Regions from separate parts of the Homo sapiens genome. Here regions 2 and 3 are each linked to region 1. Evidence: chromatin contacts called from ENCODE Hi-C data. All regions are on one chromosome and are shown on one strand. The core of a region is the stretch at or near the end of the contact, and the rest is flanking DNA. Distances in the headings are between cores, read along the strand shown.

What was found. Hi-C counts contacts between places; a loop is a spot of excess contacts on that map. Pooled maps may share reads with other maps.
Region 2: a map of IMR-90 shows a loop between it and region 1 (5-fold over the local background). The contact joins two enhancer-like sites. A Hi-C loop is called at or near these places in 2 of 168 maps with a recorded cell type or tissue (IMR-90 and sigmoid colon) and 12 of 50 pooled maps.
Region 3: a loop to region 1 is called in a map of ascending aorta, with 14 times the contacts of the local background. The contact joins two enhancer-like sites. A Hi-C loop is called at or near these places in 2 of 168 maps with a recorded cell type or tissue (ascending aorta and chondrocyte) and 8 of 50 pooled maps.

Annotation. Positions count from the first base shown.
Region 1 is chr9:107,636,304-107,639,685 of GRCh38, reverse strand. All of the region lies in intron 8 of LOC105376205 (a long non-coding RNA gene), which reads right to left. Among named protein-coding and RNA genes, the nearest start is that of KLF4, 150 kb to the right of the region's middle. RefSeq lists enhancers at 1,576-2,124, 2,125-2,673. Within about 2 kb of position 1,890, at least 30 of the 41 ENCODE cell types and tissues checked have a DNase peak (open chromatin) inside an H3K27ac peak, as active enhancers do; they include ascending aorta, where a contact is called at or near this core.
Region 2 is chr9:108,550,034-108,553,415 of GRCh38, reverse strand. No RefSeq gene overlaps it. Among named protein-coding and RNA genes, the nearest start is that of ACTL7B, 300 kb to the left of the region's middle. RefSeq lists an enhancer at 1,666-2,167. Within about 2 kb of position 1,800, at least 6 of the 41 ENCODE cell types and tissues checked have a DNase peak (open chromatin) inside an H3K27ac peak, as active enhancers do.
Region 3 is chr9:108,476,856-108,480,237 of GRCh38, reverse strand. No RefSeq gene overlaps it. Among named protein-coding and RNA genes, the nearest start is that of ACTL7B, 380 kb to the left of the region's middle. Within about 2 kb of position 1,602, at least 13 of the 41 ENCODE cell types and tissues checked have a DNase peak (open chromatin) inside an H3K27ac peak, as active enhancers do; they include ascending aorta, where a contact is called at or near this core.

The sequences.
Region 1 (3,382 bases), core at 641-3,140:
AGAAAGTATGCTTGGCTCAAATTACTACAGCTTAGGAGTGTCAAGCATTGAGGGGAACTAAATCACCACAAGATTTATGAGTGTGCAGGGGAGGGAGGAGGGTTCAGGTTGGGGGACATTGTTCTCACCATAAGCAGCAGTGAAGGAAACCAAGTCTTTGGAACCAGTCATATTCCTCCAAGGTTGTACAAACTCAGCCTTGATATGACCTTTTCTGGGGTCTCAGGAAGAAAGAAAAAAAAAAAAAGTGCCTTCATGGTAAAGAGGTATCAGACCAATTAATAAGGCAGATTTGAAAGCTTCTGAAATGCACCTGAGCAAGAAGTCAGGTGTTGAGTTCACCTGCTCTACAGACAAGAAAAATGCTTTTTCGGTTCCTATTTAGATAAAGCTGGACATAAATCATTCTTTGAAAAGCTGTCTTGGGTGCCTTTCTTGGTGGGGGCTTAAGCCCTTTCCAAACATTGCCTCATTAATCCTGGCAGACACGAAGAGAAAAAGGCTTGACAGACATCACTTTTGATGTCACTGAACAGATGTCACTGAGTAACTGGCCTCCAACTTTAAGACACACGCAAGTTCCTGCTGGATGTGGTACAAGATCCTCCCTGCTCACTGGCTGTTAGCTACCCTGCCCTGTGGCCTGGAGGAGGGAGGGTGTGTGTGTGTGTGTGTGTGTGTGTGTATACACATACGTGTAAGTACTTTTAGTCTTAATTATACTATGAACAGAAAATGGGGCAACAGCCACTAGTGTTACTAGCTGGGTGGCTGGGATATATTTTACCAGGAAATCTATATTCTCTTCTGAAACGGCCAGATTTTTGCAAGCATTTTCCCCATCTCAGGGTGGGTGGGCTGTTGTCCTTGGTAAATGCTTTTTGTTTATTTCCAGCCCTTCCAACATGTTGGCGAATTATTGCAATATGAACTTCTAATCCGAAAAGGGGGGTGAGGAAGGGCACTGAGAAGAAGAGAAAGTTATAACAAACTCAAGCGACTGACACCCCAGTTTTACTTGTCCCTTTGGACTTGTTTAGGAGTTGGGTCCTGTTTGGTGTTTCAAAGGAGGGAAAAGATATAAAAGTACAAGGTGCCTTAGAAATGGAAATCTTCTGATGTGGCCTCTTCTTTTCTTTTTAATAAAGAAGGTTAAAGAAAAAAACGAAGAGAGAGAAGACAGGGAGAAGACAGAGAGACAGTGACAGCCAGAGAAACAGAAAGAGAAAAAGTTGGGGGTGGGGGGGGGGGCGCAAGAGGGAGAAGAGGAAAGACAGGAAAAGAAAAGGAAAAGAAAAAGAGGAAAGAAAGAAGAAAAGAAACAAAAAGAAGAGAGAGAAAGGAAAGAAAGAGAAAGAGAGAAAGAGAGAAAGCGAGAAAGCGAGGAAGAGAGGAGAGGGCGAGTGCCCCGAGGGAGTCGGGCAAAAGCGAAATCCCGGCTTCCTACCCGGGACAGCGGGAGAGCCGAGTTTTCCGCAGCGGCCGCGGGCTCGGAGCTTTTAAGGGTTTCTAATCCTGGAAGGCTGTCTGACATCACCCCGTTTCTTGTCGGCTGATGTTTCGTACAAGCCTCTCATTTCCTCAGTGTTTTCAGAGCCACCAATTACTGCAACAGTCTCGTGTTTATGTTTGCGCGCGCTCTCCTGCCTCGCTGGCCCTCCGCCTGGGAGGCTGCGCTTCCCTCCGACGCGCGGAGCCCAGAGGGGGTGGGTCGGGGGAGCGGGGAGGGGGGAATCTGGATCAGGCATTGAAGAAAAAGGGAGGGGTCCCCCTTAATTTTTTTTCATTGACTTCAGCACCATGTGATCAGGAAGTCTGGCCTCCCTCCATTTCCCCTCCCGACTAAAGGGAAACATTGTGTAGCAGCCGCCTGGGCCACCGGTGGGATGGCCTTCGCTGCCTGACGTAGGGAGATAAAAATAACCGGCATATTTAAGGCAGGATCAGGAATCCCGGCGCTCACACGCGGCCTGGTCAGTTCCCGAGGCCGCCCGGCAGGCAGCGCAGCCTGCGGGGAGGCCCCGCGCTCGACTGTGCGCGCCCCACCGCAGGCAGTGCTAGGGCGTACGACCGGACCCCGACCCTGACCCCGACCTTGACCTCGGGACCCAGGCCGACTCAGGCCTGGCTGAGCCTCCCAGATTCCCCAGGGAGGCCGAGCAAGACCGGCCCGAGGCAGTCTGGCTCAGGCTCGCTGGGCTGGGGCTGGGCCTGGGTTCTCTGTCCGGCCTCCCGGGAGACGAGAAGGAAGGATGCCGTGGCAAAGGGAGGGTAGTGCGAAGTTTGATGCCGAGGGGGGTTACAGAGCCTCTGTCTCAAGAGAAGGCGCACAAGGTGCCACCAAAAAAGCCACTTGTTTCTAGCCAGGCCCCCAACTCAGACCCACCACTGTGTGCACAAACTCTCAAATCAAATCTGCCTTCTCTATCCCCACTTTGCCTTCCAACTGCACATTGCAAAGATTTGCAAACATGTGGCAGGGCTGGAAATAAACAAGAAGCATTTAGCAGGCAAAAGGCACTGATGTGTTTCCACATTCATGCTCTCCTTGAAACCTCAACCCACACTACACAGGAAGTTCTGTTATCCTTATCTTACACAATGGGAAACTGAGGCTCGGGGAGATGGAGCCACACATGGGCAATGCTTTCCCTACCACCTCAGTGGCCTCTCGAAACTGCATGACATTGGCACATTGCTTTATCATTCTGGAAACCCCCTACCCTCTCTTCTTCCTCCTCCCTAAATAAAATTATTACCAAGCAAAAACAATGATGGTGAGCTTTCACTGACCTATGAAATCTCAGGTTTGCCCTAGCCCTGGGGCACAAAGAAGTTTTCACATCCATTTAATAATGGGAAATCTCCCTGCCTTCTGATGTCTAAAGTAACAAGATGTTTCAAAATTCCTGGCAGCTTTTCACCTAAAAACCAGATGTGCTGATGAAAAATGAACAGACATTCACCGCTAATCCAGAGATAGCAAATACCTATTTATCTGGGTAGAAGAGGCAAAGAACTTCCATTTTGGGAGATTTGGGAATTTAACCATCTATGGGGATGGAGACCCCGGAGTCTGGCAAGATTTTTCTGAATCTAAGCACCCAGCACAATGCCTAAGACTGAAAATACTCAATCCATAATTGTTGGATTGAGTGAATGGGGGGTGGGGGTGGGTTGTGGAAGGTGATAAGCAGCACTTAAAAACACATTGGGATGAGGTATGCTGGTCATATCTTTAGTGATCATATAAGCATGATCTCATTTAGTCCTTATAACTACCCTAGTCTGCAGGTATCATTATCATCCCTGCCTTGTATGTAGGGAAACTGTAGTGCAGAGAAAAACTGCCCAAGGTAACACAGCTGGGTGCTGGAATTTG
Region 2 (3,382 bases), core at 551-3,050, 910 kb before region 1:
GTCAAAGCCTATTTCTTCATCAAGGTTTCAATCAAATGTGTCCACTGAGAAAGCAGCCCCAACCTCCACCCTCTCTTCCTCCTTTCCCATTTCCCTGTTAGAATTAGCACTTCCTTTTTTTCACTCCTAAAAGTCCAACTTGGCTTATAGTTGTCTCTCACAAGATTGTGTGCTCTTGAGGTAAGAATTGTTTGTTTGTTTTTCTCTTTATATTCTTTTTGCCTTGTTTAGTACTTAGTACCAGGTAGGTGCTAAAAGCAATGTACTGAATGTGGCAAAACAACCAAATTGTTCTGGTAACAGTGACTAAGTGATAAGGGTTTAATTTTAAACACCTCACCTGTGTCCAAGAAGGCTCTTTTTTAAACATTTGCATGTCTCCCTGATTGAGATGAGGGTCCCTTATATTTAGAAAGGCTCTTCCTTTCCATTCCTGGGCTTGAAGAGAACGCTGGTTTCTGGTTGTGCTAACTGTTCTTCCCTTTAGTAGACAGTCAACAGCCTTGCGTTTTTAGCAGTAACTCATAGACACGCCTACGTACCTGCTTAGCTTGACATATGACTCACTGGGGCTTGGGCCAACATGTTGTCAGGCTAAGGGCCTGTTTTTGTGAACGTGGACTTGGATGTGGGGTGGGAGATGAGGAGGCAGACTTTTGACGTTGCCTGGCTGGGTGAACTTGGGGCAAGACCCTGAATCAGGTACCATCAGAGGTCATCTAGTCCAGCTGCTTCACTGTTCAAATGGGAAGGCCAAGGCCCATAGGGGAAGTACCTGGCTCAAATCCATGTGGCTTATTACTGTCAGAGCTGGCTTCCAACTAACCCTTTTGTTCCCAGTCTAAGGTTCTTTAAAATTACCTAATTAATTAATTAACTAACCAAACATTACTGAGGTCTGCCATTCATCAGGACTTCTCCCAGGTGCTGGGGGACGTAGTATGACTCAGGCATCCTCCCTGTCCTCTCGATCCTGCAGTGCAGTGGAGGCAGAGTGTAGCAAGAAGGGTGCAAACTTGGGCTTCATGTAGATTTGGGTGGGAGTCTCTCTTCTGCCTTTTTCTCACTGTGGGAATGAGAAAAATGAAATGCACATGTTGGCCCTTAAAGCTGTTGCGAAGCTTTAATGAGATAATTCACATAGAACCCTTCACATATTCCTTGGCATATAGTAAATGCTCAATAATAGGTAGCTATTAGTATTATAATGGAGACACTCAGCCCTCGGACCAATCAACTGCCTCAGTTACCTTATTTGAAAAGCGTAGGAAGGCATGTAAAATATTTGCAGAAAATTTGACCTCAAAAAAAGAATACAAGGTTAGCTCGCTTGCCTCAGATAGGGTAGACTGTAATCTGTATACAAAAAAGAAAGGTAATCTGCTTTTTTTTTTCCTCAAAACTGGGAGAGGAAAAGAGAGAATGTGATGATCAGATGAAAAAGAATTTCATTTGTGAGGTGAGAGCTGCATGCATGTTAGGCTATATGCAACTCCTGCCACATTCGCTTCAGACTTTTCAGAGAGAGCCATCATTTCTTTCATAAATAGAAGCCACCTTCCCATTACCCAGTTGACTATGGACCCAGCCCTGCCCTGATTTGGCCACCTCTGGGGCTCCCCCGGAGCCAGGCACAGGCTCTAGGCTGCGTCTCTGACTGGCTGGCATAAGCGGGTCACTGCCTTCAAGGCACTTTTCCGTTTTCATTTATGGACAGAGTCCCATGGGGTGCAAGTCACCCTGGTTTCATGCAGTGTTGCAATCGAAACTATTGAATCTCAAAATGGAATATAATTAAGGCTGGGTTAATAAAGCGTGTTCCACTTGTAGCCAGCAAAGGGTGTCATGTTTCTCCTTGCAGCTTTAGGCAAGGAAACTTAATCTCCAGCTTTGTCAGGGCAGACTGAATCAGAGATGTGTCATCGAGCGGAAAGCTTCTTTTACTTCTTGCAGTCACTACATGGCCAGCCTCATCTCTGTGGATTTATACTGAGCACACAGAATCCAGCCCGTGGCAAGGGCCCCAAGGAAAGGCCAACGCTGCAATATCTTTGAAGACTAATCTGCCTCTGTGTAGGAGGAATTAGGGGACGTTTGCTCTATGCTGGGTCCTGAAACTGATCCTGGAGATAGTACCCCTCAAGTATAGGAGTTGTCAAGGGCACAGGGATGGATGGCTGTGAGCAAAAATGGGATATGGTGTTTTAGACAGTAGGGCTTGAGAGCAGCATGAAGGCTTCGCAGCCTTTGTCTTGCCTTCCTTGCTGCTTTGTGTCCTTTTTCTTTCTTCTTTTCTTCTAGCAACATTGTACTACTCATCCTTCAGCACTCAACATGGCAAGCTTCCCTGACACTCCCAAGCAGAGACTACTGATGCTCATTAAGACCCTCTTAGCACTGAAGCCCACTGTATTATCAATATTGAACATGAATAGCCATTTATTTTGCTTATGATAATCTTTGCTGGGCTCTTTGCCGGGCATTTATATGTTATCTAATCCCATCACCTTGGCGTCCCCTTTAGTATGGACAAGCAAACTGAAGCTCAAAGAGGATGAGTACATTTCCTAGGGACACATAGTGAATTTACTCATCCAACGGATATTTATTCAACTCCTGCTACATGCCAGGTACTGTTTTAGACCCTGGAGATACATCCCTGAACAGACAAAGATGTCTGTCCTCATATAATTTTTATTCTTGTGTGTGTGTGTGTGTGTGTGTGCACGTGCGTGCGTGCATGCATGTATATGTGTATAAACAATAAAGAGGTAAAATATGTAGAATGTTAGAAGGAGATAAGTACTATGAAAAAAATGCAAATGTAAGGCTGAGCTGGAATTTGAACCCAGGTCTGCTTTACACCTAGCGTGCTCCTCACCACTCAGTTATATTGCCTGTGGTTCTCAGATCTTCTTGTAATTATCTATTGACTTGCCAGCCTCTGCCTCCTAAATTGTAAATTTATCTGGGGCAGGGCCTTTCCTATTAATCAGTTGTCCATCCTGGCATGAAGCTCAGTGGCTGGCACAGAGTCAGCATCCAGTGAATGCTTGTCCAGCATGTGAACAAATGAGTGGCCGTATGATGACACAAGAACTTGCTGAAAAGCAGTAATTTCCCAGGAGGCTGGCCAGTCCTGGAGGCCTGACTCTGCCGCAAATGTGTCCTGTTACCTCAGGCAAGTGTTGGAGCCCATAAAATTTGCAGAATGGGAAAAAATAATGACTGTTTTTGACTTCGTTGTAGCTTGGTCATGAAGATTAATGAGACAGTGCTCAGAGACATCCGCTTCTTTAAGGACAGGGACTTGTGTTATTCCCAGGGGTGTGCTCACTGTTCAGAAGGCCAGCAAGGATCTGCCATGGTGTTTTCAGGAGGG
Region 3 (3,382 bases), core at 353-2,852, 840 kb before region 1:
TGGACTTGACTATGGTGCAGAAGCAATATGCATGGTATAGTAGTAACCATACTTTCAGTACCTACACCATCATTCTGTTTTTCACTTTCAGTATAGTATTCAAGAAGTTACATAAGCTATTCGACACTTTCTAATAAAATAAGTTTTGTGTTAGATAATTTTGCCCAGCTGTAGGCTAATGTAAGTGTTCTGAGCATGTTTAAAATAGGCCAGGCTAAGTTATGATGTTCAGTAGGTTAGTTGGATTAAATGCATTATCAACTTAGGATATTTTCAACTTATGATGGGTTTATGAGGACATAACCCCATTGCCTAAGTCACGGAATTCTTGTATATGTGTGCGTAAAAATTCAGCTACACTAAATGCAATGTGATATGTTTATTTGGATCCTGGAACGGAACAGGGACATTGGTAGAAAAGCTAATGAAATCTGAATAAAGTCTGGAGTATAGTTAATGTTAACATACCAATGTTGGTTTTTCAGTTATGACAAATGTACCATGGTAATATAAGATGTTAACATTAGGGGAACTCTATATTATGGGAACTCTATACTGGCTGCAACTTTTCTGCAAACCTAAAATACTTCTAAAATAAAATGTTTATTAAAAATATTCATCCATAAGGATCTGCAGTGCAGTGTGCCGTAAGAGCAAAAAGTTGGAAACAACCTAAATATCCAACCACTGACGCTTGCTTAAATAATTTTAATTTTATTCATAGAATGGAATAGCAGATAGTCATCCAAATGATGTTTTAGAATTCTATTTGTTAACAAAGATGTTCATAATATGTAAAGTGAAAAAGCAATTTTCAAAATATTATTATTTTATTAAAATGTGTACATAAAGAGAATTGACAGAATGTACTGAGTCATTGGGATTAAAGGAGATTAAATCTGTGTGTGGATGTGTGTACATATGTTTACTAGTTTTTAAATACAGGGCTTATGTTGGTTTTGTAATAAGAATTTTTAAAGTTTGTTTTTTTTTACTTTGCAAAAGTGAAATGGGTGAGTCAGACTGTTCTGACACAGGGCTGACAGTGATGAGTGTAGTCTCACCACAAACTTGAAAATAAGGGACATCAGATTGCACTCTGGGAATTAGGCTCAGAAATCAACATAGAAAGTATTAGTTTTGAGTGGGGCAAAATCTCTTTAAAGAATCAGAATGACTCACGGGCCAGAATTAGTCCTGGCTACAGCCAAACTTGACATTCAGAAATGTAGTTCAGAATGTGTCTGTCAGAACGGAGTTGGTACGGAACAAACTCAGCTAAAGGAGGGTCACAGAGGGTGCCAGTGTCATCTCAGCAGCCTTATGATGACACATCTGGTCAGACTGGCCTCAGTTTCTCTCTCTCTCTGATAAGTCTGTCCTGCAATGAGACAGAAGTGTCATCTGTTATCCCGCCTCTGACCACTAAACATTTTGATCATCCAGTTAATTCTCTGCCACTAATCAGGGTGAGGCCCACGAAAGAGCCTCTGGTTACTTGACTCTCCCTGTAGGCTGCCCACAGCTGGTCAGGCTGACACGAGCACCCATCCCCTTGACAATGAGTTTCCTCATTGCGAACGAGCAGATTTGGCAGCTAATTTGATGAATGTCTCTGTGCGCATTACTAGTGTGAGTCAGTGCTCTGGGCCCAGTCAAATCTGTAGCTCTGACAGGAGGAATTTATGAGCCTGTGAGGGGAAGGGCCAGAACATGGACCCTGTGAATTGCCCATAATAACGGTTCCCTTTGGGTCTTGTCAGGCACCCCCTTGGCCTCTTCTCAAAGATCCAAGCGGCATTTCCCCTGGGATGTAGTGGCTCACTCATTTCGTTTATAATGCTTCTCCCAGCCCAACCATCTGGCATTGGGAAAACCTGCCTAGTCCCCTTGGGTTAGGGCAGCAGAGTCCAGTGAGATGAGTGAGTCCTACAGGAACCTGGTAAAATAACTCAGATAAACATGGGAACCCAACAAACTTCCACCGAGGGTTGAATAGTTCCCAGACATCAAGCTTGGTGGAGATCCTTCATGTTCACTGTTCATGATGGCTCTGTCGTGGCACGAAAAGCATTAGACATGGAGTCATCAGATTTTGTTTCTATGGCTTTGGCCTAATTATCTGGGTGACTCTGCACCAGTCAATGTTTTGACGTCTTGACCATAAAATCAAGGATAGCAATACCTACCACACAGCATTGTTATAAGTTCAGTTGCTATGATGGATAGTACAGCACAATAGAAACTAGAAAGAAATGTACAAATAAAAAGTACAGTCATGTGCCACATAATGATGTTTGGTCAACTGTAGACTGCGTATGTGACAGTGGTCTCACAAGATTATGATGGAGCTGAAAAATTCCTGTCATCGAGTGACAGTATAGCCATCATAATTACTCACATGTTTATGGTGCTTCTGAGGTAAGCAGCGACGTGCTGTACAGGTTTGTATCCCAGGAATAATAGGCTATGCCATATAGCCTAGGTGTGTAGTAGCTTATACCATCTAGATTTGTGTTAAGTGCACTTTATGATGTTTGCACAACCATGAAATCACTTAACGACAATTTCTCAGAACATATCCCTGCTGTTAAGCAACGTGTGACTGACTGTATTGTTATTTCTCTTTTCATGAGTCATAATTCAAATGTGTGTGTGTGAGCAATTTTTTGAAATGCAAACAAATTGGAAAGTTTTATGTCCTGGAAAGTGGAGAGCTGATTTAGTTTCTGATCGGGTATGGAAATACATCAATTACTAAAGAGATAGCAAGCAATTCCTTAGTGTGCATAAAACTTCATAATTGAATATTTAACTTATATTAAGTATCCAATAACTGGGTTTTGTTCTGAATGCTAGCATTGCATCCAGATTCGATTCTACATAGTGTTTTTAAGATGCAGTTTCACCAAAGAGATTCTTTTGCTGCCATAATTCCAAAGCCCTGGTTAAGGCCTCTCCAATCTAGGAGCCCCTGTAATTCTTATGATTTTGTCTGCACTTAGAGACGTGTTGATTCTCTTGTCGGGCCCATGTCCTACATCTTGTATATTATGTTCACTTATGATTGTTCCACGGCCACACAGGGTTCAGCAGGAGAAAGACCCTGGAGTTGTAGTCAAAAGACCCTCAATGTGTGCATATCTCAGATTCCTATCTATAAAATGAGATAAATGATTTACTTTGCATGATATGGTTTAAATGGAACACTGAATTGTTATTGGATTCTTACTTTGTTCCATAAAACTGTAACACTCATCATTTTATTCTTATTTCAAAGACCGAGACATTGTGTAGGGCAGGTAGACCTCCTAACCTAGACCATGTGATGCTAGGCCACCATCCTGGTGAGGCTTTGGGGCTTGGACTTGTCCATCAACAG